Linked DNA regions of Mus musculus: region 1 is linked to region 2. A link is a loop called in an ENCODE intact Hi-C map of the cell type or tissue named here. Cell type or tissue: heart. All regions are shown on one strand. Links, peaks and the distances in the headings refer to the core of each region. The heading gives the core; the rest is flanking DNA. Region 1 overlaps Rgs6 (regulator of G-protein signaling 6). Region 2 overlaps Dpf3 (D4, zinc and double PHD fingers, family 3).

Evidence for each region. A loop is a pair of places that touch in the nucleus more often than their neighbours do. Peaks named below come from ENCODE experiments on the same cell type or tissue, not always from the same donor. Only the 100,000 strongest peaks of a DNase experiment are listed, where the experiment ranks them.
Region 1: it touches region 2 in a loop (2.4-fold over the local background); 2 of 42 quality-filtered maps call a loop at or near these places.

Annotation. Positions count from the first base shown.
Region 1 is chr12:83,144,758-83,147,666 of GRCm38, reverse strand. All of the region lies in intron 16 of Rgs6 (regulator of G-protein signaling 6), which reads right to left. All of the region lies in intron 1 of Gm51988 (a long non-coding RNA gene), which reads left to right. Among named protein-coding and RNA genes, the nearest start is that of Gm51988, 8.4 kb to the left of the region's middle. In heart, for the core only: no CTCF peak of the experiment used is centred there; DNase peaks (open chromatin) are centred at 1,576 and 2,356; H3K27ac peaks cover 2,329 bases.
Region 2 is chr12:83,246,708-83,249,616 of GRCm38, reverse strand. All of the region lies in intron 8 of Dpf3 (D4, zinc and double PHD fingers, family 3), which reads left to right. Among named protein-coding and RNA genes, the nearest start is that of Gm51988, 94 kb to the right of the region's middle. In heart, for the core only: no CTCF peak of the experiment used is centred there; a DNase peak (open chromatin) is centred at 1,756.

The DNA of each region.
Region 1 (2,909 bases), core at 127-2,626, 100 kb after region 2:
AGCAGGCCCTGGAGAAGCCCCAGAGAGGAAGGAGTGTCATCTGCAATACGGTGGCTCTTAGGACAGCTGAAAAGAATGTGACACAAAACCCTTCCTTCCTTTCTTCCTTCCTCCCTCCCTCCCTCCCTCCCTCCCTCCCTCCCTCCCTCTATTCCTTCCTTCCTTCCTTCCTTCCTTCCTTCCTTCCTTCCTTCCTTCCTTCCTTCCTCAGAGCCCAGTCTAAGATGAGCCCCCTAGGCAGGACACGGGAGGAGGGGTGTACAGGGAGGGCACCCCTTTTCTGGTCTGAGCAAAGCCCTTGGGGGCACCCTAGGGATTAGCTTCATTACCTATAATCTGCCGCAGCATTGGGTAAAAGATGAATTTCTTTTCTGCTTTCAACAAAATACCCATCCTGGTTGGAATTATGGCAAGACATGCTTTTTCCAGCCCAAGGCCAGGATGCTCAATGCTCTATACTGTGCCCAACCCCCTGTGTCAACGAATGCTTGTGTCCTTTTCTGGCTGACCTCCTTTCAGGCATACAGGGAAGAGAGCCCTGTTGCCCAAGGCTTAGCTGCAGCTGCAGCAGCAGCAGCCACAAATGGTCAAGGTCAGGGAAGGGAGAGGCACAGCTGATGTGTGCAGGGCAGACATTCTCTTGAGTTTCCCTTGCTTCCTGTGTGTCACCCTTTACTTATTATTTTCCCATGGCAGATTCCCGGATCCCTCTTCTCCAGTCTTAGCAAACTCCCTCCTTATATCTCACTCACATTTCCTACAACCGGTAGACCACGGAATTAAACCTGGCGAGATCCCTTAAGAGGTATTTAATGTGGTTTAGAATCCCAGCTGGAAGACATTTTGGAATTCAGTGCAGAAAGCGCCTCTGCAATGCTCCTAACCATGGCATTTCTAAATGCTCTCAGTGAGGCTTACACCATGGCTGGGAAGCTGCTGCTGCCAGAATATTCTCCAGTAGAGTGGCCCTCCCCATGTCTTCTATCCACCCCTTCTCCTTTACCCTTTGGGAACATCAAGATGGGTTCATTTATTCTGGGAAACAAAGATGAACATCAGGTTTGCTTGAGGCCAAACATCTTTATCTACTCCTGTCTCCTTTGACTTGACCTTCACAGACCCTTTCTTTCTGGGATTTCTTCCGGCTTATCAAAGCCCTGGATAAGATATGGAGAGTAGCACGAAGATGCCCAGAGCAACACAAGGCAAGGAGCACTCCTCAAGGCAAGGGGAACTCCTCAAGGCAAGGAGCACTCCTCAAGACAGGGAGCACACCTCAAGGCAGGCCTTTTGACCTTCTCCATTGCTGATACGACAGCCTCAAACTAGAAATGACAATCACAGAGGGTGGGCAGGAGGAGTAGGCATTATTTTCAATCTTTGGGTTGAAATCTCACCAGCAATAGTTTCTCTCTCTCTCTCTCTCTCTCTCTCTCTCTCTCTCTCTCTCTCTCTCTCTCTCTCTCTCTCTCTCTCTCCCCTGTACTAGGGTTGCCGTTGTCAGGCTCACCCAGGAAAAGAAGGACGGGAGTGTTCCTGCCAAATGTTAAGCCAATGAGGTCTGTTCCTGTTTGGGACTGTGTGCTGTTGTTGCTAGGGCTACAAGGACTTGGTCACAATGAAGAGGTTTGGAAGATCCGCTGCTGTTTGGGCCTGCCTTGCAACCCCTTAACCACCCTTCTCTCCTTAGTTTTAGGAAAGACACCTAAGCACTGACAGTTCCTCTGTGTTGAGCTTGCTCCCCTCTCCTTCAGTATCCCAGGCAGCCATTTGCTTTTAAGCAGTGTCCTGTAGTCTGTTCCTACAATGCATACATCATAGCTGTGCCTTCCTTCTAGGACACTGTGCTTTCTTCGCTCTGTTGCAACCTGGGAAATTCACTTGCTGCTTTAATGAAACCTACCATCTTGTTTTCACAGTGGCTTTTTTGGGGGTGGGGTGGGAGTAGGGGTTGGGGGAGAAGAACTGAGGGTCTTCCTGGCAGTTCTCTGATCTTAAGTTCTTTACTTCTCTTTCGATGCTCCTGTTTTGATAACAGATAGAAACGAGTCTCCTTGACCTTGACCTAGGAAGCCTTGTCCTCTTTCCAGGACCTGTAAGCCTGGTAATGCCTGGAGGTGGCTCTCTGCTCTGTCTTCTGGCAGCATTGGGGCAGACTTGTTCCCTAAAGAGGCATGTGCAGTCTCTTGAGTGGCCCCTCTCTCCTGCAGTGCAGGGTCCTAGCTCACCTTTACCCTTTGCCTGATGACTGGACAGATGGCAGCCCATGAAGTTCCCATGTGACTGCATGGGGACATGTGCCAGAGTCAGCTACACAGTGACAAGAAAGGCTGAAACCGCACAACCCCACCATCCACTGCTAAAGTGAGATCTCCTTCACTCCTGGGGGTGGCCAGGAGGCAACAGGATGGCAAAGGGCTCAGGTCACCTCCCAAAATAGATCCCTGCCTGGCACATACACACAGTCTGCCCCCAGCCTGCCTCTCCAGGAGACTGGCAAGGATGTGATCTGGATCGAAATCAGCTGTCGTAAACACACAGCTGAGCCCTTCTGCCTCTGAGGACTTGGATTTTCAGTTGACTGCATGGTACTCTGGGGTCTGGGAAAGGCAGGAACAGTGGTGTAGGGACCAAGGGGAGGCAGGGAGTAGCCATCCCAGAGACTTGCTCAGTCCCATGTCTTACAAGATTTTCTGAATGGGTGCTGGTAGCCAGGGCATTTTTTGGGTGATTTCAGCTGTCAGATTGAATCATTAGTTGCAATGACTAGGGTTCTGGTGGCAGGGTCTAGGGATGACTAATCTCCCCAAAATGACAATGAAATTTGATATAAAGACAAAATAGAACAGAGCAAAACAAAAGAAACCCCTCCTTGCCCCCAGACCCTGATGTGGAGATAGGTTCACTGG
Region 2 (2,909 bases), core at 229-2,728:
GCACCCATGCTGGGCATCTCACAACCACATATAGTTCCAGCTCCTTGGGATCTACAGGCCCATTTGCAGCCTGCAGATTTAGTTAGACCTCATCAAACCTTTGTGCATCCCCTTGTTCCTTCGCCTGCCTTCTTCCTTTCGTCTAACAGGACTCCTGTTGGCCTCTGGGAGAATCCTCCATCCTGTTGACCATTGATTGGCTGCTGAGCCCTGGGGCTGAAGCCAGTGTTTAAGTGAATCTTCGTTACTTAGCAAAGCAAATTGCTTAGTTACAAAGAGCAAGCTTCCCTGGCCAGGCTTCCTGTGCTGGGCGACTCTACAGGCCCTTGATCCCTCTCACTCCTAGGCAGGACACTTTGTCTATCCCCAGTTTTGTTGCCTCCCATTACCTCATTTTGGGTCATAGCCATCACTTGGCTAGCTACTTCAAATGCAGTTCACTCTCCATCCTTGTAATTAATGGCTCCAACATGGTATTAGTCAGCTGACTTTTTGAGAACTTTAGGGTGCCGCTTTGGTAAGAATGTGATGTTAAAAAATTATGACCTTTAATACATTCAATTCCTACCTTGCTTCCAGAAACCAAAGGATGAGTAAAGTGCTTTGGAGGTATTCCTTCTGGAAAGTTCTTCCTCTTAGGAGGCAGGGAAGTAGAGAATTGGCTGCAGAGCAGACAATATGCAGGACCAGTTTGGCTCTGGCTCTCCTCTGTGTTCATCCTTCCGGAAGGTAGGGCCAGGGAGGAGACAGTCATCTGGCTAAGATCCCAAGGGCTCTTATTTATTGTAGTGGCATATGGAAGGGGCAGCCCTTGGATGCCAAGATTCCAGATCCCTGCTCACCCTATTCTTGGTCATTCTCTCTTGGGGCCCAGGACCACATTGTATAAAGACTTAGCAGAGCTGGTTAGAGCACAGCCCTGCTTTCCCCATGCCCCATGACCATGGGCAGGATGCTTAACGTTTGGGAATCACTTTGCTCCTGTGTCTAAAGAAGGGACTGGACTCAAGGGTCGTCAGAGTCCTCCTGTGCTCTGACAGTGTGTTGGTTAGCTAGATCATTGTGACTATGTGTTCTGGCCCCAAATCTTGTCTGCATTTTAAGTAGAGGATGGTTTCTTTTAAAGACACTTGACAAAGTTTTATCTCCCTCTCCCCTACAACACTGCTCATGTCTTTAAGGCAGAAGGTTCCCCTGTCCTTTGTCCATCTAGATTTCTAACTCCCTCTGACCTGACTACTCCTAGATCTGTCTCTGTCTTGCCCAGAGGAGGCAAGTGGTAAGCCAGTCTGGCTAGAGTCAGGGTCTCTGTGCAGAGGGAAGAGACTGAGGTCAACACACCTGCAAGGTCACATGGTCTTTCCCACTATTGGCTTTAGAGAGGTCAAACTCCATCATCTGCAGACTGGGCCTTATTTCAGACAAGGCCATGTTGACTACAGGGCTGCTCTGCCCTTGCCTCTTGGGGATAGGCATGAGGCCCTAAGTGCTGAACTGACAGAGGAGAGCCCATTGTCAGATCTTTATCCATATTTCCAGACACAGTCCCTCATTTTTAGTTCCGTGTGGGCAGAATTTGGCCATATACTTGACCTGGTTCTGCCTGGGTAACTATGGGATGCCCTTTAATCTGTGAGCTAACTTAGAGCCAGGAGCAGGTCTCTCTTTTCCCACATTGTACTTTGTAGCTTCACATTTCCCTCAAGGACAGCCTGGAGTGTGGACAGGGACAGTGGAGTGTGATAGGGAAACCAGGATTTCAGCCAATAATCCCTCTGGCTTGGGAGGTGACCAGAATGGTCAGAAGCCCATGTCCTCTGAGAGCCGCTGATCTTATCTTGTCAGAGGAAGGGACATTGCAGTGGCCTGTGGCCTGTGGCCTGTGTCTGAGGGCTGTTATGAGTCTCCCCACGTGGATGTTGGAATAAGATGTCTTGCACATGTCTTTGCCAGTTCCTACCTAGGTCATCTTAAATTTTTTTTAATGTCCTGAGCTTCAGCTTCTTCATCAATAAACCTTAGTCACAGATTGTTTAAAGATTAAATGAGGAAGTGTGTTGAAAGTGCTTAGCACATAGGGAGCTTCTCATTAAATTAGCATTAATAATGCTAATTCCCCTCAGGGGATTGTTAGAGAATTGAGTGAGTTTCAGTATCTTTTAAAGAATTTGATTAACAGGACCTAGTCTTAACAAACTAAATGATAATGGTAATGAAAAGAAATGGGGTTGGCAGCCCAGCTCTTGGTAGAGCACTTGCCTAACATGCATGACGCCCTAGGTTTGCAAACACTATGTGTAGTGTGTGTACTTGTAATCCCAGCACTTAGGAGGATCAGTTCAAAGTTATCCTCAGCCAGCCTGGGCTGCATGATACCCTGCTTAAAAGGACAACAACAACAAACAGAGGAAAATGTAAGAATGCTTGTGTTTGCTGAGTAAGCAGGTAGCAGTAGCTCTTTACTCTGGCTTAGCAGTTCTCAACCTTCCTAACGCTGCCACCCTTTAATACAGTTCCTCATGTGACCCCCTCAACCAGTCAAGTATTTTCATTGTTACTTCATAACTGTAATTTTACTGCTGTTACGAATCATAGCGCAAATATCTGATATGCAAGATATCTGATAATGTGGTCCCCCTCCAAACGGGTTGTGACCCGCAGGTTGAGAACCACTGAGCTAGAGTCTGCTATAACTTGCTTGCTTTACTTACTCATGATTGAAAGTGGAACTTGTTTTGTAAAGCTTGTTTCAAGCCCCTTGTTATCTGCTTGCTCTGAGTTCTGCCTTCAGGAGTTCAAATCCTCCAACCAAGGGTACCACCCCTCCTGTCTGACAGGGTCTCCCCATCACTCCTCAAGATGAAGATTCCCCACAATCCTTTCCTACCTTGGATTGTTCCTACTTTCTA